Linked DNA regions of Homo sapiens: region 1 is linked to region 2. A link is a loop called in an ENCODE intact Hi-C map of the cell type or tissue named here. Cell type or tissue: heart right ventricle. All regions are shown on one strand. Each heading gives the region's core, and the rest is flanking DNA. Links, peaks and the distances in the headings are about the cores only.

Region 1 (11,233 bases), core at 1,286-9,285, 52 kb before region 2:
GGGAAGAGATTAAAATTGTCTTCAAATATCTGAAGTGTTCTTTGTGGGAGTTGGTTTAGACTTGTTCTATGGGGCCACAAAAGGCAGCACCAGAGTAGATGGATAGAAATTATAGGAAATAGGATTGGGCACAACATGTGGCAGAAAATTCTAGCCATCAGCACTGTCTAATGATGGAAGCATTGCCATCACAGAGATATTAAAAAAGAGCCTGAAGAGCAACACTTAATAAGCATTATTGTAATTAGCATAGCAGCTATCATTTATTGAAGCCCTACTAAATACCAGGAGCTGTGCTAAACACTTTAACCATGTTCTAACTCTCAACAACAAGCATTGTTCACAACTCACAGCTGAGGAAATCAAAGCATAGAGAGATTAGGTAATTTGTTCTAGGTCAAAGGGACAATGGGTGGAGGAGCTGGGACCTGGCCCAAGGTCTGTCTGATTCCAGAGCCCCTTCTCTTTCCACTATACCTGGCTGCATGCTGAATCACCATTCGTCAGGATAAGGAATTCAAGAATAAAGTGGGAGCTGAGCTTTACGAACTCTTCCAGTCCTTATGGCTACAAGTCTAAGAAATCTCACTAAGGTCACAGCCACTGCACATTTCGTGAAATAGCTTTTGTACTCTGGTGATTTCTGAAAAACTCTTGTGAACTTTGGTTGATGGATACTAATCTTAAAAATTGCCTTTAAGAACTCAGGGTTCTGTGCTTAAGATTCACAATCATATTCACACTTCACCTTTACCTTGCACTGCTTTTCCACAGTTTCAGTGACGTTCCCAAAGTACGGCTTGTTAATCCTCACATGGTCTCTGTGGGAGTGAGTGCTGGCAAATGGTAAGGCTGGCAGAGGATGACTCACTCAGCCAAGGGAGGCAGAGATGTGGTTAGGGAAAGAGCAGACAGAAACACTCTCTCTCTACACCCAGTCCAGAACTCCGAGGTAACTCCTCTCCAGTCCTGGTTCTACTTTTCAACGAGAGAATGGTTCAGTGTAGTCACTTGCCCTCATTCCCACCACCAGCTCTCCCACACATAAGCTCCAGCTCTATACAACCTCATCAGGGATATGTCCCTTCCTGCCCTCATTCCGTACAGCATGCTCTTCTTCCTTTTTGAACAACCTCATCGGGGATACGTCCCTTCCTGCCCTCATTCTGTACAGCATGCTCTTCTTCCTTTTTGAGAGGAAGAGCCTCCCTTTGAAAGACGAGATTTTCAAAGTGGGTGGTCAAGGAAGATCTACCTTCCAGGCTGCTAGATTTTATTTTCATATTTTGAGATAATTGCTGCAAGCTGATTTAAATATTTCAAAGAATAATTCCATTTTGTTTTCATCTTTAGGCTTTTTAAAATGCAGGGTGTCATACTAAAAATTCTAATAAGTAAAATGTGCAACGCATAATAAAATGTGCGTATTTTTTCATTACCATCTGCTTCTCCTTACACTTACAGGAAAAGACTTCTTTAAAGGGTTGAAGCCTCAGTGGGGTACACAATGTTGATCTTACATACTCTGCCATTTGACTAGGGGAGTAATGTAAGCTGCTAGAGAAGCATATTAATTAAAGACTCACTCAACCTGCAGACCACTTGCTCAAGAAAACAGAAAAACTAAGCGGATTCTGGAGAGTCATCTGTCTCTGGGCCAACAGCCTATTTTCCACCGTTAGACTCAGTGCTGGCATCCCATAGTTTATGAGATCACAATCAGGGTGGAAAAGGCTAGCCATCTTCTACCTCTTCTTTCTATCCAAATGCATTATTCCCTCCTAAAACCATCACAGGTAAGTGGTTGTCTGGCCTCTACTTGGACCCCTCCAATGACAGGATATGGCTTCCTAACTATTCTATATAGCAACTGTTCATTCTACTTCAAGTAGAAATAATTTTTGACACCACTAACCAACATTGATAATGAATCTACCCTATGGAAAGCACTGTCCTAGGTACTAAAGGAGATCTGAAGAACCATATGAAAACTGCTGTTATTGCCTGAAATAAGCTCCTTGCCTCTGAGAGAGAAGACCTGCTCCCTGATGATCAGAGTCTCGTGAGAGAAAACTGGCAAAGGGTGGTGATGCAGACCCTGCTCCTTGCTGATAAGAGGTGGGGGCCAGCTTTCCTACAGTGAAGGCTTGTCTGGGGGATGAGATGGAAATGCCTTGCTGCAAGATGAACATGAAACATGAAAACAAACGTCCAGCACCAGGCAGCAACTCCGGAACAGTCACTTCTTCTCCTTTGTTTTGGTTTCCAAGGAAATCTCTTGATGTGTGAAGGTATTTTGAGTGTACCAGAGACAGATCAGCATATGAAGGATAGGCAAGCTGTCAGCATTGAGGGCCTAACATGAAATAACAGGTGTGCCACAACCAGAGGCCAGAGGGTGGTAATGGGAAAGCTAGGATCAGAAAACCTAGGGGCAAGGTTAGAGCAGAGCCTGTGGTAAGGCTGAGGTTGATAATGGAGGTCAGTATCTCCAGAAACATGGTTAGGCTGGGTCTAGGTTGAACCTGGTAGGTATACACACAGAATTCTAAATAAATAACTATGTGATAAATATTCCAAAGAAGTAAAACCTATTTGTCAGCAAGATTATTACATTCATTAAATCCTGTTTGGAGACTGTATAAAAATTGGCAAGCTGAAAATAAGATCAGTAGAGTTTGTTTTCTGGTCGTTGTTTGTTTAGTTTTTTAGAGCGGACGGCAGCAACTTAGGCAGGAAGTGCATGTGAAGAAACAATGTGGTGATACAAACTTTGAACTTGTATACCGTCTATGACCTGAGCCACTTCATACATATCACCAAGGCCACTTTGGTCTCTGTTAGTCCCCAGCCCCTCAAGACTCAGGGGAGGAGAACAATCGGGAGAAAGCAAGTGATCTGCTAAGGATTAAGTCCTGCTTTTCAGGGAAAGTGAGAATCCATTATGGTTGCCACCAGCAGGATGCTTGCAAGAGTTTAATGTAAAGCTCTCCTGGGAGAGAAGTGAGAGGAACCCTGGTTTGTAGTGTTCACGTATTTGCATGGTGTAAATACTTCCACTATGGCCAGTTTCAAGCTACCAACATGAAGTCACTGAACATGCACCTAGGAAGAGATGCTTGCAGTCAGCTCTCAGGACAGGTGTGGGCCACCTCCAGCATGCACCCACAGCAGCTGCAAGCCTCCTCAAGAGGGCTGGTGCTTGCTGGGCTTCCTTTTGTATTCCTTCCTGTCTGGTTTCCTTGCTCCCCAGGTGTTCCTGAACCCATTCCACTCCTCATCTCACTCCTAATCTCATGCCCTCTGGGCCTTGCCCAATGACTGGACAGTTAATCCAGATCAACAAATTCCTCTGCAGGAGACAAGGACTTCAAGGGTGAATCCTCTCAGAGAAATCCACATTGCAACAGCAGTTTCTTGAAGTGGTTGGTGCTCTAAACCAAGAACAAAAATGTTAATATAAGGTGAGAATTTGGGAGAAGGGAAGCTCAGTTCCTTGTAAAGCTTGTCCTGTTCTTCTTTCTGGGATAACCTGGTATGTCATACCCTGGCCCACATAGGACAGCCTGCCATATAGTTAGACTAGTGTCTATTTCTTGTCATATTATGGTGTCCAGGAATTTATGGAGCTCTGAATATCTTGGTTACAATTGGCTTTTAATTATTTACTTGTAATGGCTGGGGGACACCATAACATGGACAATACACAAGCTTTAAATTAACCCTGACCTGCAATTTCAAACTTTTACAACAGGCCTTTAAGCGGAGTCTTACTAAAGCAGGAGAGGGGCTGGCCAGGCTCATCTCTTCTCTCCCACCCAACTGCTGGGGCAGTGATGACAGCTGGTGCCACAACCAAGGCCACAGACACAGAAGAGGGAAAAATCTGGTTAACCCACCCCCAGACAAAGGTGATTTGTTCTAACCAAGCCTCCCTCAACTCCTGTTGCAGAGAAGCCAACGTGGAAAAGACTTGAAGGAAAAGAACCCATGCTTCCTGCCTCTGTTCTATTGATATTCACTGTCCTGCTGGGGCCAGAGTAGTAGAGCAGGAAGGAGGAGCAGGCCTTTCAAGTTGCACAGCATCTAGGTACACAGGAACAGACCTGTACAAAATGAGCACATGCCCACACAAACCATCCCTGAAGCAAGCGAGTGGCTGAAGAACCACACTATTCTCTCTGGGTGAGAACACCTGATAATGATATGTTACGTTTTTGTGGCACTTAGGTTCAACAAACAGCTTCACTTGTGTTGAACATTTGCATTGTACAGCAGCTCAATGCAGCAGCAGAACCATGAGCTGAAATTTAAAAATGAGAAAACTGAAGCAACATGCCTCAGCCATGGTGAGTAGAGGAACCTCCACAAGAAGGGCCCTCTCACTCCCAGCCCAAGGCTCTTTCTTTGGCATGTCCTTCTCCTCGGGGCTTAGGAGGCAGGTAGGAATATACTTGGAAGAGCTCTACCATTTTGGCCATCCATGTTACATGGCTAAACCTCTCACCCACACCTCTATTCTTTCTTCCTCCCCAGGAAGCCCTACACCCCCAACAGACCCACCCAGCCCTTCTCACTGGAATTATGGTACATACTTTAAAAATGTCCTTAGAAAGCCTAATCCTTAAACCCACCACTTTTCATGACATCAACACAAGGCAGCTATTATTGGCACCATTTACTCAGAGACTCTGTGAGTCAGTGGCCAGGGGGTGAAAATTCACGTCCCCTAAGGGCCCACAGTGCCTGCGCTGGTCCATCTCTCCCTCTTCCCACAGCAGAAGCACTCTCTACTGCCTCAGCCAAACCAGACATCAACAGAAACGCTCCTCCCTGGGCCTGGCTTTCCTTCCAAAGTGTGAAGCTCTATGTAAAGAATGACCTAGATTTTTTGGATGAGCAGTTGAAGTCTATAAATGTCTAACCAAGTGCATGAATTGCCTAAAGTGAGAAAGAGCTTTTAGCTGTATTGTCTCTGCTGAGCAAGACAGCTGGCCTTCCTTGGGGATTGCAGTCTCGATCTGGACTTGTCATGTCTGAAGAATCATGAGTCTCAGAAGTCAGGAGGGAAGTTGGTCCTCTTCAGTTCTGGAAATTGGACACAAGTCTGTGGGTGGGGTTTGGGGACTGGGGCTAGGAAATAAACAGAAGAGCAGGGAAGAGGTACTGCAAGTCCCGAGCAGACCCAGTGAGCTGACTCTGGGACAACGCTATGACTTCAAACTCTAAGAGCATTTGTTGAAGTCAGTGCCGACTGAATATACCTGGTGGCTACTTCTTCTGGGTCCCATCAAACTCTCTAGGAACAATTGAATTATCTGGCTGGGTAGTTATGCTACAGTTTGATTCTTTGATGAGCTGCCATGCACGCAACCCCATGGCTCATAGACATTGACCATTCCCATGCAGCACTATAGACATGAGCCAGGCAAGGGAAGAAGGAGCAGCGGGGCCCTGTCCTAGCTTCCCAGAAGGACACAGAGAGCTGCCAGCAGCTTGCTGGGAGGAGGGCTGGCAAAGGGCCAGTGGACCCAAAGAAAAAGAAATAAACAAACTGGGAAGAAAATCTGGGTCAGGCTCTTACCTTGCTCACTGGAGCATATTTGTATCACGTCATTCTTATCTATTAAATTCTTGGCCTTTTTTGCATATTTTCAGACATGCCCAATAGGCACGAAGAAGCAACTTGGAGAACTTCCCAAATACTTACACAACAAAATAATATAAGGCCCATCTGAGAATTACTGGTTAGCCATGACCTCAGCCTTCCTCAGACAATTTTTCTCAATGAGTGACTTGGTCCCATCAGACCCACAAGCCTAGATAATAGATAACCTCATTCCAGTGCATGATGGAATTGTGGGAAACAGTGTATGCTGACATAAAATAGAAATCCACTGACCATAGTCTTATTGTAAAATATGCTTTTCACCACAGAAACTGTTCTTTAATTGCTTATAATTCTCTGCAATGAACAGTCTCGTACAAAAAAACATCACATCACCATGTAGGGTAAAAAGTAACTGAACAGAGTCTTTTGAAATCAGATAGAAATTATTCTGAAAGTTTCCTCACCCCTTCTTTGGTTGTGGTTAGGATTAGATGATGTTTGATTAAATACATAAAAATGCTTAGAAAAGTGTGAAGCACTATAACAGTGATGAATTATTCTTATTTCTCTTGCTAGATTTAAGCACTATTTTGTTTTTTTTTCCTTTGTTCTGGCTATTTTTTTTCTTTGTTTGGCTATTCCAGACTGGAACCATGATTTTTTTGTCCCTTAACTATGACCACTACTCAAGGAGTGGCTGTCCACTGTAGTTCATCACTGTGCCAGCGAGACTGGACCCCTCAAGCATGGGGTCCTCCTTGGCAGTTAGTTGGTGGCTGTGTTAGTCCATTCTTGCATTGCTATAAAGAAAATATAATTTATAAAGAAAAGAAATTTAATTGGTTCAAGGTTCTGCAGGCTGAATAAGAAACATAGCAGCATTTGCTTCTGGGAAGCCCTCAGGAAGCTTACAATCATGGTAGAGGGTGAAAAAGCAGGCACGTCACATGGTGAAAGCAGGAGCAAGAGGGAGAGGGAGGAAGTGCCACACATCTGGCTGGGTAGTTATGCTACAGTTTGATTCTTTGATGAGCTGCCATGCACGCAACCCCATGGCTCATAGACATTGACCATTCCCATGCAGCACTATAGACATGAGCCAGGCAAGGGAAGCAGGAGCAGTGGGGCCCTGTCCTAGCTTCCCAGAGGGACATATATCTCATGAGAACTCACTATCATGGGGACAGTACCAAGAGGAGGGTACTAAACCATTCATGAGAAACCTACCCCCATGATCCAGGCATCTCCCACCAGGCCCCATCTCCAACATTACATTTCAACATGAGATTTGGGCAGGAACAACATCCCAACTATATTAGTAGCCTTCCAAGCTTCCCTTCAATCCTAGGTTTTAAGCGCACTCCCCCAACGCCAGAACCCTCAAGAGTTTACAGAGGTGCTAGAGAGAAGTGAGCAGGAGGACCTGGAGAGCCACTCTGAAGTGAGAACTGCACCGGTGAGTGAGGAATCTCTTACTATTCAAAGGAAAGAAACTGGTCTCTATTCAGTAGTCAAGAGCTGAATAGGAATGTGCTTCAAGGGGCTGGGCACGGTGGCTCATGCCTGTAATCCCAGCACTTTGGGAGGCTGAGGCAGGCAGATTACCCGAGGTCAGGAGTTCAAGACCAGCCTAGCCAACATGACAAAACCTCGTCTCTACTAAAAATACAAAAATTAGCTGGGTGTGGTGGTGGGCGCCTGTAATCTCAGCTACTCAGGAGGCTGAGGCATGAGAATAGCTTGAACCTGGGAGGCGGAGGTTGCAGTGAGCCAAGATTGCACCACTGCACTCTAGCCTGGGGGATAGAGCAAGACTCTGTCTCCATAAACAAAATGAAACAAAAAAGAATGTGCTTCAGAACATCCTAAGTCATGAATTGATGTGTTGTATCACTGTCCTACAGAAATAGCCAAAATGCAACACTGAAACTAACAATGTTGTTACTTATTGGAAGATGGGGGAGACCAGGAGAAATATTTGAGATTGTTGGAAGAAATGCAGCATCTAACCAGAAGAAATGAACTACATTCAAGGTTTAGCCACCCCCGTCTTCTCTTTTTGCTAACATACTTGGAGCACTTCCTGTGTACCAGACACTGTTTCAAGACAGCCTTTACGTATATTAACCCTGTGAGACAGGTGCCATCTGACAGATGAAGAAACTGAGGCAAGGAAGTAAGGTAATTTGTCCAAGTTTACACAGCTAGTAAGTAGTAGACCTGAGATTCAAACCCAGGCTGCCTGGCTCTGGGATGGCCCTGATTGTTTCTGAGCCTCAATTTGCTCTTTGCAGAATGAGAGCTTCATAATGTCTTACGCCCACCCCTTCCAACAGAGAGATAATCCAGAGATGGCACTCAAGATAAGAAAAAAGTGTTAATATCTTTTGAGGAGAACAAGGTTCTGAACTGAGTTCACACCACGGATGTCTGGTTAACTTGTGGGTCCCAAATAGTTACGGTGCCTGACAGTTGTCACGTAGGCACATGAAACCCTCACCCTGGTGCTGAAGTACTAATAACCTCTATTTATTAGCGTTTTATGAATGACCACTCTCCTCACACGTTGCCTCATCTGAGCCTCACAACTCTGAGAGATGGGTATTATTTGCATTATTTTATAGGTGAGGAAACAGAGAGTAAGGTGGTATGACTTGCCTAAAGTCACCCATCTTATGAGTGACAGTGCTGTGACTTGAGTTCCAGTCTTCTGAGGTAAACCCTGCCCTTTCCACCAGATACCACTGCCTCTCACCCTGACAGCTGTAAAGATAAAAAGCACATAGTCTACCTGGGTATTGAGGGTTTCCAGAGCTGGCCTGCATGCTAAATGAGAATATAATAAATGCCACCATATACTGAACCATCCACCATGTGCCAGGAGTGAACTAGGCCATGTTACAGACATGCTCTCAATATTTACTACAATTCTGCATGATCGATGTTTTCTCTGTTTCACACATGAAGAAACAGAGTCAAGAGAGGTAAAAATATCTAGTCAATGTCCCACAGCTAGGAAGTAGCAAGAAGGGGCTACAAATTATCACCCTGGTTATTTTATCATTATGTTTTAAAGTTATTAATATCTACCACAGTCCTGCATTGCCGTTTTTTTTTTTGTTTTTATTTATTTATTTATTATTATTATACTTTAAGTTTTAGGGTACATGTGCACAATGTGCAGGTTAGTTACATATGTATACATGTGCCATGCTGGTGTGCCGCACCCACTAACTCGTCATCTAGCATTAGGTATATCTCCCAATGCTATCCCTCCCCGCTCCTCCCACCCCACAACAGTCCCCAGAGTGTGATGTTCCCCTTCCTGTGTCCATGTGTTCTCATTGTTCAATTCCCACCTATGAGTGAGAATATGCGGTGTTTGGTTTTTTGTTCTTGCGATAGTTTACTGAGAATGATGATTTCCAATTTCATCCATGTCCCTACAAAGGACATGAACTCATCTTTGCCGTTTGTTTTTATTTTTATTTTTTGAGACAAGGTCTCACTCTATTGCCCAGGCCGGAGTGCAGTGGTATAATCATGGCTCACTGCACACTTGACTTCCTGGGCTCAAGTAACCTTCCCACCTCAGCCTCCTAAGTATCTGGGACTATAGGCACACATCACCATGCCAGGCTAATTCTTTTTTATTATTATTATATTTTGTAGAGATGAGGTCCTGCTGTGTTGCCCAGGCTGGTCTTGAACTCCTGGGCTCAAGCGATCCTCCCACCTCGGCCGGCCAAAGTTCTGGGATTATAGGCATGAGTCACTGTGGCCATCCCTGCATTGCCTTTTAAATGGGAATCCTTCAAGAGTAAGTAAAAGGGTTGTGTCTATTTTCTGTCTGTTCCCTACAGTCTCTAGTTCTCTGCTGTACACACTACACTGGGGCCATTTCCTTCATTTAAATCAAAGCATATAAGAACAAACATTAACATTGACTGGCAACTAATGATAAACACAAAACAGTAACTGGGCACTGAATATGAGGAAAGAGTGAAATGCATTTGGAAGAGAAAAGTGGCTAAGGATTTGTATCCCCAGGATCTGCAGACCTGAGGGCATGTGGGAAGGCGATGGTGAGGAAATTAAGACAGTTTTTAAGGAAGTAAAAGGGTAAAAAGAGGAGGCAAGAAACTATAAAGACAAAGCAGTGACTAAGATTTAGACTGTCCCTTTAATCTATGTTAATGTCTCTGGCATTTAACTCCATTTACAGATCTAGGCAGAGCAGCTCCTTGCCATATGGTGACAATCAGATGAGTCTGAGATGCCCAGATATCTTTAAGGATCCTGAATTTTAAGGTCATTGTGCAATAGAACAAGGTGTCCTCAAATAAGGAAAACTTAGGTTAAAATTCAAAAAGCCTTTTTAGGTTTTTGTTTTATTTAGCTTTTCCAAAATATATGTACTGAAACATTGATATTTTTCAGGCCTAAAAAGGGGCCATCCTTGAAGGAGCTGATATTCTGAGTTTCCTTAGGACCTAACAGGCTGATTCCAGGATTTCTCAGATTTGCAGTGTCCTGCTCAATTACTCAACAACTCCTTGGTTTGCTCCTGGGAGACTGCTCTGAGCAGAGCAGAGCAGACCATGAGACCATGTTGAGGGCTGGGCAACCAACCCCACACACGGGCACTAGAAATACCACCAGGCAACCCTGACTTACATTTGTATAGCACTTTGTACTTTACAGAGTACTTTCACATGCATTATCTCATTTGACCATCACAACAACCTTTTGAGGTGGGTAGGGACTGTATCCACTTTACCGACAATAAAAGCATAAAGACAGGGCTAATCCCCAGCCTGGCCAGCGGGCGTCTAAATGAAGGGACATGTGCCATGCTGGTTAAATATTTTGAAGGCCAGGTGTGGTGACGTGTAATCACAGCACTTGGGGAGTCTGGGGCGGGAGGATCACCTGAGCTCAGGAGTTTGAGACCAGCCTGGGCAACGCAGCAGGACCTCATCTCTACTGAGAATAAAAAAATATTAGCTGGCATGGTGGCTCATGACTATGGTCCCAGCTATTTGGGAGGCTGAGGTAAGAGGATCATTTGAGCCAGGGAAGTGGAGGCTGCACTGAGCCGTGATTGTGCCACTGCACTCCAGACTGGGTGATAGAGCAAGACCCTGTCATTTATTCATTCATATATATATATACACACACACATAAATATTCTGAATGTCACCCCTGGATAAATCACTAACCCACGGATAATACCATCAAGTGGCAGAGCTGGCATCCTAGACTTGGCTTTTCTCATCACAAGACCAGAGTTCTTTGCTCAAAGAGCACTGTGATAGGTACTGTGGGATTGCAGATATAATAAGCACCCTGTCCCAAGCCTGAAGAAGCTACAGGCAATACTACAGTACATGGTACAGTCAGGGCCTAGAGGGAGGTAAACACGGGCAGTTCAGAGGAAGGGGAAAGTCAGATTTGACTGGAAGAAATGGCTAAAGCTTCATAAAGATGGTAGCATTTGAGATGGACCTTGAAGGAAGGGTCAGATTCTGATAGACTAAGAGGCAGGTGAGACTTTTCAAGACCTCCTGATTAGCTTACCAACAAAACTAAGGCTGGGCCTGGGGTGGCAGCTTACCCATT
Region 2 (11,233 bases), core at 1,213-9,212:
TAAGCTCAAAATAAAGGGATGGAGGAAGATCTACCAACAAATGGAAAACAAAAAAAAAAGCAGGGGTTGCAATCCTAGTCTCTGATAAAACAGACTTTAAACCAACAAAGATCAAAAGAGACAAAGAAGGCCATTACATAATGGTAAAGGGATCAATTCAGCAAGAAGAGCTAACTATCTTAAATATATATGCACCCAATACAGGAGCACCCAGATTCATAAAGCAAGTTCTTAGAGACCTACAAAGAGACTTAGACTCCCACACAATAATAATGGGAGGCTTCAACACCCCACTGTCAACATTAGACAGATCAACGAGATAGAAAGTTAATAAGGATAGCCAGGAATTGAACTCAGCTCTGCACCAAGTGGACCTAATAGACATCTACAGAACTCTCCACCCCAAATCAACAGAATATACATTCTTCTCAGCACCACATCACACTTATGCCAAAACTGACCACATAGTTGTAGGTAAAGCACTCCTCAGCAAATGTAAAAGAACAGAAATTATAACAAACTGTCTCTCAGACCACAGTGCAATCAAATTAGAACTCAGGATTAAGAAACTCACTCAAAACCGTTCAACTACATGGAAACTGAACAACCTGCTTCTGAATGACTACTGGGTACATAACAAAATGAAGGCAGAAATAAAGATGTTCTTTAAAACCAATGAGAACAAAGACACAACATACCAGAATCTATGGGACACATTTAAAGCAGTGTGTAGCCGGAAATTTATAGCACTAAATGCCCACAAGAGAAAGGAGGAAAGATCTAAAATTGACACCCTAACATCACAATTAAAAGAACTAGAGAAGCAAGAGCAAACAAATTCAAAAGCTAGCAGAAGGCAAGAAATAATTAAGATCAGAGCAGAACTGAAGGAGATAGAGACACAAAAAGCCCTTCAAAAAATCAATGAATCCAGGAGCTGGTTGTCTGAAAAGATCAATAAAATTGATAGACCATTAACAAGATTAATAAAGAAGAAAAGAGAAGAATCAAATAGACACAATAAAAAATGGTAAAAGGGATATCACCACTGATCCCACAGAAATACAAACTACCGTCAGAGAATACTATAAACACCTCTATACAAATAAACTGGAAAATGTAGAAGAAATGGATAAATTCCTGGACACATACACCCTCCCGAGACTAAACCAGGAAGAAGTTGAATCCCTGAATAGACTAATAACAGGCTCTGAAATTGAGGCAATAATTAATAGTCTACCAACCAAAAAAAGTCCAGGACCAGATGGATTCACAGCCAAATTCTATCAGAGGTACCATTCTAAAGAGGAGCTGGTACCATTCCTTCTGAAACTATTCCAATCAATAGAAGAAGAAGGAATCCTCACTAACTCATTTTATGAGGCCAGCATCATCCTGATACCAAAGCCTGGCAGAGACACAAAAAATAAGAATTTTAGACCAATATCCCTGATGAACATCAATGCAAAAATCCTCAATAAAATACTGGCAAACCGAATCCAGCAGCACATCAAAAAGCTTGTCCACCATGATGAAGTTGGCTTCATCCCTGGGATGCAAGGCTGGTTCAACATACGCAAATCAATAAATGTAATCCATCATATAAACAGAACCAAAGACAAAAAACACATGATTATCTCAATAGATGAAGAAAAGGCCTTCGACAAAATTCAACAGCTCTTCATGCTAAAAACTCTCAATAAACTGGATATTGATGGAATGTATCTCAAAATAATAAGAGCTATTTATGACAAACCCACAGCCAATACCATACTGAATGGGCAAAAACTGGAAGCATTCCCTTTGAAAACTGGCACAAGACAGGGATGCCATCTCTCACCACTCCTATTCAGCATAGTATTGGAAGTTCTGGCCAGGGCAATCAGGCAGGAAAAAGAAATAAAGGGTATTCAATTAGGAAAAGAAGAAGTCAAATTGTCCCTGTTTGCAGATAACATGATTGTATATTTAGAAAACCCCATCGTCTCAGCCCAAAATCTCCTTAAGCTGATAAGCAATTTCAGCAAAGTCTCAGGATACAAAATCAATGTGGAAAAATAACAAGCATTCCTATACACCAATAACAGACAAACAGAGATCCAAATCATGAGTGAACTCCCATTCACAATTGCTTCAAAGAGAATAAAATACCTAGGAATCCAACTTACAAGGGATGTGAAGGACTTCTTCAAGCAGAACTACAAACCACTGCTCAATGAGATAAAAGAGGACACAAACAAATGGAAGGACATTCCATGCTCATGGATAGGAAGAATCAATGTCGTGAAAATGGCCATACTGCCCAAGGTAATTTATAGATTCAATGGCATCCCCATCAAGCTACCAATGACTTTCTTCACAGAATTGGAAAAAACTACTTTAAAGTTCATATGGAACCAAAAAATTGCTTGCATTGCCAAGACAGTCCTAAGCTAAAAGAACAAAGCTGGAGGCATCACGCTACCTGACTTCAAACTATACTACAAGGCTACAGTAATCAAAACAGCATGGTACTGGTACCAAAACAGAGATATAGACCAAGGGAACAGAACAGAGTCCTCAGGAATAATACCACACATCTACAACCATCCGATCTTTCACAAACCTGACAAAAACAAGAAATGGGGAAAGGATTCCCTGTTTAATAAATGGTGCTGGGAAAACTGGCTAGCCATAGGTAGAAAGCTGAAACTGGATCCCTTCCTTACACCTTATACAAAAATGAATTCAAGATGGATTAAAGACTTAAATGTTAGACCTAAAACCATAAAAACCCTAGAAGAAAACCTAGGCAATACCATTCAGGACATAGGCATGGGCAAGGACTTCATGTCTAAAACACCAAAAGCAATGGCAACAAAAGCCAAAATTGACAAATGGGATCTAATTAAACTAAAGAGCTTCTGCACAGTAAAAGAAACTACCATCAGAATGAACAGGCAACCTACAGAATGGGAGAAAATTTTTACAATCTACCCATCTGACCAAGGGCTAATATCCAGAATCTACAAAGAACTTAAACAAATTTACAAGAAAAAATCGAACAACCCCATCAAAAAGTAGGCAAAGGATATGAACAGACACTTCTCAAAAGAAGATATTTATGCAACCAACAGACACATGAAAAAATGCTCCTCATCATTGGCCATCAGAGAAATGCAAATTAAAACCTCAGTGAGATATCATCTCACACCAGTTAGAATGGCGATCATTAAAAAGTCAGGAAGCAACAGGTGCTGGAGAGGATGTGGGGAAATAGGAACACTTTTACACTATTGTTTGGGACTGTAAACTGGTTCAACCATTGTGGAAGACAGTGTGGCAATTCCTCAAGGATCTAGAACTAGAAATACCATTTGACCCAGCAATCCCATTACTGGGTATATACCCAAAGGATTATAAATCATGCTGCTATAAAGACACATTCACACGTATGTTTATTGTGGCACTATTCACAATAGCAAAGACTTGGAACCAACCGAAATGTCCATCAATGATAGACTGGATGAAGGAAATGTGGCACATATACACCATGGAATACTATGCAGCCATAAGACAGGATGAGTTCATGTCCTTTGTAGGGACATGGATGAAGCTGGAAACCATCATTCTGGGCAAACTATCTCAAGGACAGAAAACAAAACTCCGCATGTTCTCACTCATAGGTGGGAATTGAACAATGAGAACACTTGGACACAGGGTGGGGAACATCACACACTGGGGCCTGTTATGGGGTGGGAGGAGGGGGGAGTGATAGCATTAGGAGATATACCTAATGTAAATGACGAGTTAATGGGTGCAGCACACCGACATGGCACATGTATACATATGAAACAAACCTGCACATTGTGCACATGTACCCTAGAACTTAAAGTATATTAAAAAAAGTAAGAATACATTTCACTTTATCCTCACAAACAAACTTTGTGATGAATTACCATTGTTATTTGTTCTTGCTTTATAGATGAGGAACTTAAGGCTTAGAAAGGTTAAGTAACTCATCCAAGAACACACCCGTGAGCTAGGTTTCAAGTCAGTGTGATGCTGGAGCTCAAGCTTATCACCACTTTGCTACACTGCCTACCCATAATATAACATAATAGATTTTGTACCCTAAACAGTTCAGCTAGCTGGTTATTACCCATTATGAGGAGCTGGGTGAGGTAAAGATGGTAAATAACCAACTCTAACTATATTGTTGATGCTCTAAGGAAGTGCTAACCTTTTAGCTGTCCTATCAACTACAAGTTACAAACCTGAGCGTCATGGGGTCAGAATTTTGGTCTAGTGACAAGCTGCTCCTTGGCCCACCTCAAGTGAGAATTGTCCTAAAGTGACTTAGCCATTGGTTGGGGAAAGAGAAGTCACTGACTTAAAACTTCTGGCCTTACCCTAAGTTTTCAGTTTCAAGTTATTTGAAAAGTGAAAGTACAAATGTTGCCAATGTGCTATTAAATATGTTGGTGGAGGCCACGTTCCCCTATGATACCAGTTCTCACGTGCCAGGTACCATACTTTGTGTGTGTGTGCGTGTTTATATATGCGAGTGTTTTGGGACGGAAGTGTGGTTCTTGCTACAATCTCTTCTCCATGATTCCTTTTCTGAGGGCTTTGGGCCTTCCCTTTAAGAAATGGGGAATTATAAAATCAAGTGATTCAATCATGATTCCTTAGGTCTTTCTAACTACAAACCCAGAAGTTTTATTTATTAATTTGTTTTTGTAACAAGACTCTTAGCTTTTTATTTTACCTTTTATTCTCATGACTGAACTATTAATGGAACTGTGCTCCAGTCTCAAAATCTACTTTCAACAGCTGTGAATATTTTTCTGCAATGCAGACATAAATTCAGACATTTGCTCAGACCTGGTTAAATTAGGGAAAATTAAGACTGATATGGTCTTTTCTCTTTTGGGGATTATTTTGCCCAGTCCCTCAAGCTCCCACCCTACACCATCCTGTCCTGGAATACTCCAGACACCCAGTGTTCTCAGTATCTTTCTACCTTGTTGTTCTACCCAGCCTGCTTGCAGCTTCTGCTACAGATCTGAGCACTGAAATGAAGGATCCCTCAATTTGCCTTGCTCTCAGCAAAGGGGAAATCATATGCTAGGAAGTTCTCTGGCTCAGTGGTGCCACTTTTCTCCCTGGTCTCCAGCCCCTTTGAAAGACTCACAAGTGACACGAACTTGTATTCGTTGCTATTCCACTAGTGTCTGAATTTTCCTTTTATTCTTCCAGAACATTGGAGTACCACTTTTCATTTTATCTTCATTTAATGTGGATGCCTGGCACCTCTGCCATCCTAAGAGTACATACGAAATCCTGTCCTTACAAACACAGGCGTATACAAAAGAAGGGGTGTATGGTAAACTATCCAAGGATGCCTGTAAAACAGACTGGGCTAGAGATGAAATACAAGGAAACGCAGGCAAGCGGGATGACTTACCTAGTTTCTAGCTCTGCTAAAGCAGGAAAGGTCCAGCTTCCTGAAAAATCGTTTAACTCTGTCCACCCTGCCCTCCACCCACCGGCCCCCCTGACTTCTTCCTTTAGTGAAGGATTCTTTTCTCTGCTAAAAGCTGTATTTTTGCCCTATTGACTTGGAGGCAGCGAGTGATGAGTTGTATGAGATGGACAACTTAATATTTTGTTTGCCGTAACTTTAGTAAAGTTTAGCAGATATCCCAAACCTAGGATAGGTTTCTGAGAATCAGGGGTGGCTTTTGAATCACAATCTCAAGGCCCAACGTTTTTGGCAGATGCAGCTCTTTCTGAACAGTAAGTCATTGTTGAGTGACATGAATAGGACGAGAGCTACAGAAAATGAAGGTTTCAAAAGATTGTCTAAAACAAAAGTCCTTTCAGTCCCTTGTATTCAGAGTTTCACCCCTCACTGAACCAAAGTTGCTCATTTTGCAGGGAGAATGCACATGAAACTGTTCTGTCTGGAATCCAGGCAGTATTGCACTTTGATTGGCAGGTCAGCCACCATCTGAAGGTACTTAGTGCTCATTACTCATCAGTCCATCCAGAAGGGTAAGAAAGAAGTAACCCTTTCCTGCCGTTTGCACTTATTCTCACCTTGTCTTTCCTGAGGAGTATGGCTGTAGTTACAGATACATATCTAACAGAAAGCAGTCATATCATTCCAACAGGGAACAGAACTCAGGGAAATGGTTGCCAGTGTACCAGATTCCTTCTTTCATTTTCTTTCTTTTTACTCCTTTTGAAAGCTGTTGAGGTCTAGTTGTTTCTTAAGGAGGTTTAACTCAGATCTCAGCACTGATCTGGAGGCCAGGCAGGGTCTTATCAACTCTGGCACTGAAGTTAACCCCGTCCTGGGTGCAGCTGGGAAGGCTTAGCTCTCTGAGACCACCGAGGAACCCAAAGACATCTAAAGATGAACTGGGTACCTGCAGGAGGCGAGGGGCCTGAGAGACCCCTGGAAACATACTAGCATGAGCCTTTATAACTGACTGTCTGGAACAACACAGTTCCAGGCTTTCAGGGCCAAGGGGTGAGAAATCCCAAATCTTCCTACATTTTTCCTGATACTTTAGTAGACAGGTGCCTAATTTTTCTTAATTCACAGAGGACTTTCCCTTCCTGTTCATTGTTCATTACTCACAAGAGTCCTCCCCAAGGCACGGAGATAAGTGCTGCAGGGTGAGTCACTAACAAATTGAGAGTTGCATCACGTCTCCAAACTCCAGCTTGGCCTTCTGACCAAAAGAGTATCTAGTTTTTCTTGAAAAGATTACATCACAGGTGGTAAAGCATTTGTCTTTGCCTTTCTTCATCCCTTTTCTGTTTCCTGGTTCCTAGCAGGTATTATGTGAAAAGTCCGACTGGCCTTCCCAGAACTGATTCACATTATACAGTTTGATTTTTGCATGATCCCTCCGTGCTGAGTTATTTTGTTTCATTAAAAAGGGCAAAAGGCCACGTACTTTTAAAAAAACATGGTTACCGGCTGGGCACGGTGGCTCACGCCTGTAATCCCAGCATTTTGGGAGGCCGAGACGGGCAGATCACCTGAGGTCATAAGTTCAAGACCAGCCTGGCTAACATGGTGAAACCCTGTTTCTACTAAAAATACAAAAAATTAGCCAGGTGTGGTGGTGCACACCTGTAATCCCAGCTACTCAGGAGGCTGAGGCAGGAGAATCTCTTGAACCCGGGAGGTGGGGGTTGCAGTGAGCCGAGATCATGCCATTGCACTCCAGCTTGTGCAACAAGAGTGAAAGTCTGTCTCAAAAAAAAAAAAAAAAAAAAAGGTTACCAACATTTTCTATATCCTGGAAGTTATCCCCACTGCAACCCTTGTTCTGTGCTGCACCTGGTCTGGTGGTTTAGGGAGGCAAATGCCAGCTTGATCCCTAAGAATTTCAGTGTTGGCCTTGGATATCTCACCTTTGTTTTTTAATCTGAGACTTGGAAATATGAACCGAAAATATACTTATATTTTTACTATGAATATAAATGTCAAATATCTTCTGAATTTAATAGCTTGTTTTGTCAAGAAAACAAAATCATAAGAATGTTGATCATAAATATAGCGGATTTCTGGAGGGGCTGGCTGATCTCAGAGGTCTACTGCCTCTCTCCTTCCATCTTCTCTGAAGCTGCCTCAGCCAGGACACCCCTAAACTAGTTCCAAAAAGGGTATGGCCTGGAAAGGGATCAGGGTCCATCTTTGCTTAATTTTGACTGAGCTCTATGCTCTTCAATTAGATAAGTGACACAGTAAAATGTCACTAATCCACACTCAGTAGTTTTAGAGATTAGTAATTCCAGAGGTATGAGATGAAGCTTCTGTTTTTTAAATATATGTATGAAGAAAGGGTTTATTAAGCCTAAGCATATGATTGTGGGAGCAAATTGTTAACCTGCTAAGAAGAAGACTACCTTTGAAGATTCACATAACTTTTAAAATGCTGGGGCTGGGTACTAATTACAGATAAGTTTAGCAAAGTAGATGGGTAGCATTCTAAAAGAATCTTCAATTAATGTATGTCCTGTGAAGTTGAGAAATAAGAATACCAATACAAAATTCTGTATCCTTAAAGATATTCTATAAGTCAGACTTTAAAAACAAACAAACAAACAAAAATACCTGGCACTGGGCTTCTTTATACCAATTGGCCCAAACTTGAGAAATTTAACTAGATATCATAAGATTGTGAGGCTTGGGGTGACTGATTGGACCACAACTTTTTGAGTGCAATCTAAGAACCATTGGGATTTAGGTGTGTTGTTCTCATGTGTGGGTCTGTTTATGAGCATGTGTTTTTATGTGTTCGTAAGTGTGTGCATGTGTGCAGGTGTATGCGCTATGATATGAAGGAAGATGTTTTTCAGACCCCCAAATTCCAGCAACCAGTTTGAAGACCACACAGAGGAAGGAGATCAGTGTGAGAATACAGCTTCTTCATCTTCCCATCCCATGACTTCCCCCTGCACTCTTCAAATAATCAATGATCTCCACACTTTGGCCCACTCCAAAACCCTAACCCTGAATTCCTCAGGGAGATGGATTTGAGGTTTCTTCTCATCTCCTTGTAAACTAAAAATAAAATTCGAAGCCCCCCAACCATCTGGATGGACCCCTCCACTCGGCCACTGGAGTTCTGAAATTAACCTGAAAAACCAGTTCCCGCTGTGATGGGAAGGGGAAGCTGGACATGTCTCATTCTACCCTCCTCCCTTTTGGAATGATGAATAGAGCAGACTTTAAGTCTGATAAGAAACATTGACGATCTATTCTCTCTGCAGTCTGCTACCTGGAGGTTTCCTCTGAATAATGGGAACCATGGTCTCCACAACCCCTTATCTTAACCTGGACATTCCCTTCTATTGATTCTAGGTATTTAGACAATAACTTAACACTTTCAACCAAATGCCAATTAGAAAATCTTTGAATCCACCTCTGACTTGGAAGTTGCCCCCCAACTTCTGGTTGTCCTGCCTTTCCGGGCCAAACCAACGTACATCTTACATGTATTGATTGACGTCTTATGTCTCCCTAAAATGTATAAAGCCAAGTTGTAGTCTGACTACACTGGACACATGTTCTCAGGATCTTCTGAGGGCTGTGTCACCGGCCATTGGTCACCCATATTTGGCTCAGAATAAATCTCTTCATATATTTTACAGAGTTTGACTCTTTTTGTCAACATCCTTATTTGGTGACCCTAAGATTAAATCTCTTTCTCTGCTGTGACCTAGTGTCTCGGCATATTGACTTGCCACATGCATCAGGCAATGAACCTTCTACTGTTACAGAAGGCAGAGAAAGTGGAAGCAGAAAGCAGAATGAAAGGTTCCGGGGTGTCTATTCCAATTCTTGGTGACAAACTGGACTTGACACCTGCTGGATAGGGGTTGATGGCCAGAAATGGATGGAACCATTTAAGAAAGACTGTGCAGCTCTGAGTATGAGCATGGCTGTTTTAAGATCAAGAAAAAATGTGGCTCACAGTTATCTGTTTTTGTCAAAACCCCAGCAGAATTCTGATGTACTAGGAATGGAAGCACTGGGGCATCCAGACGTGGCAGCGTAGCATGGATGTCTTGCTGTGGCAGTGAAGAGGTCATGCAGGAGAGAAAGAATGGGTGATGCCATAGGGCAATGGCAGACCATTATCAGCACAGTGATGTCCCTTTAGAGACTGCCAGACTGCCAGGACACAATGATGTCCCTTTAGAGACTGTTCTATGACACAGATGGAGATGTTAGAGGCAAAACAAATACACCTGCATGTGTCTGTGTTCCTGTGTTCCACTTAGCAATATATTATGAACATTTTTTCCATACAAGTACTTTTCATCTGTAATATAGGAGACCTCCCAGTTTTCCATGTTTGGGGATGTAAGATTTATTCAGGCGGGTGGATCACGAGGTCAGATTGAGACCATCCTGGCTAACCCAGTGAAGCCCCGTCTCTACTAAAAATACAAAAAAATTAGCCGGGAAAGGTGGCGGGCGCCTGTAGTCCCAGCTACTTGGGAGGCTGAGGCAGGAGAATGGCGTGAACCTGGGAGGCAGAGCTTGCAGTGAGCCAAGATCGCGCCATTGCACTCCAGCCTGGGCGATAGAGTGAGACTCCATCTCAAAAAAAAAAAAAAAAAAAAAAAAAAGATTTATTCAACTACTCCTCTTTCTTGCTGGTGCTTCCATTATTTTTTTCTCTACTGTAAAGCATTGTGTGATGAACATTCTTGAAACATTCACAAATCCATAATTATTTTCTTAGGACTAACTTACCTGAAAGTGGAATTGTTGGATCTAAAGAGGACAGGAATTATTCTGAGGCTTTTGAAGTGTAAAGGACAGTTTCCTTATATGTAAAATGAAAGGGTAAGATTAAAGTGGGTAGCTTTCAAGACTTTTTTTTCCCCTTTTTGTCAGTAGACTCTTCTAGCAGAAACTTCTGCAGAAACCCAGGAAATAAATGGATCAGAGGTGAACACACTCTGGTGGAGTGGGGCTGGGCCCGTTTTCTTCTGCCTTCCCTCCCTTTCTGCTGCCAGGGGCTCTAAGGGACATCCAGGTCTCAGAGGCACATAGTTTGCAAATCACAGGGCAAGGTGACCTTACATTCTTTTCCACCTGTGTTTGCTATCAGTCACTTTTACTGAACTGCTGGCCGTCTAGACAGGTCTGGCCACTGGGTCCTTTGGAGATCCCTATCACTGGATCCCTGCCACTGCCCCTTCCTAAGTGGTCAGTAAGTACTTGTTAATCTTAGATAGCAGCCATTTGACAACACATCAAAAGCAGGAGGGCTCCAGTGGGTAAACTTGAAACGGAAGAAACTGGACCACACCCAGTGGTGGGAGATGACCCAGGAGCCTGGACATGGCGATGAATTTCGGGAATTTTTATGACTCAGAACTTGGGGAATGTAGACATTATGTAATTAAAAAATGTAATTTAAAATATATGGGTAGTTTTGAGAATATGAAAGCTCTTCTTTTTGTAGATGAGAAAATGGAAACAAGACAAGGTAAAGGACTCACCCCAGGTCACACAGTAACTTAGTGGCATCATCAGGCATCATGACAACTACAAAACGCTCTTTTGCTTTTACAATTTTGAATATTTCCCTGCTTTCTCTAAAGAGAAAAGGATGGGGGGCGGACGAATGAGAAACTAACACTTAAAACATAAATTATGTGCCAGACAATGATCTAGATGCCTTCCTTATACTTATTTTTTTAACCCTGT

Evidence for each region. Peaks named below come from ENCODE experiments on the same cell type or tissue, not always from the same donor. Only the 100,000 strongest peaks of a DNase experiment are listed, where the experiment ranks them.
Region 1: it touches region 2 in a loop (7-fold over the local background); 3 of 110 quality-filtered maps call a loop at or near these places.

Annotation. Positions count from the first base shown.
Region 1 is chr15:38,530,830-38,542,062 of GRCh38, forward strand. All of the region lies in intron 2 of RASGRP1 (RAS guanyl releasing protein 1), which reads right to left. Among named protein-coding and RNA genes, the nearest start is that of RASGRP1, 28 kb to the right of the region's middle. In heart right ventricle, for the core only: no CTCF peak of the experiment used is centred there; a DNase peak (open chromatin) is centred at 5,512; H3K27ac peaks cover 1,292 bases.
Region 2 is chr15:38,582,982-38,594,214 of GRCh38, forward strand. No RefSeq gene overlaps it. Among named protein-coding and RNA genes, the nearest start is that of RASGRP1, 24 kb to the left of the region's middle. RefSeq lists an enhancer at 10,339-11,233. In heart right ventricle, for the core only: no CTCF peak of the experiment used is centred there; no DNase peak of the experiment used is centred there.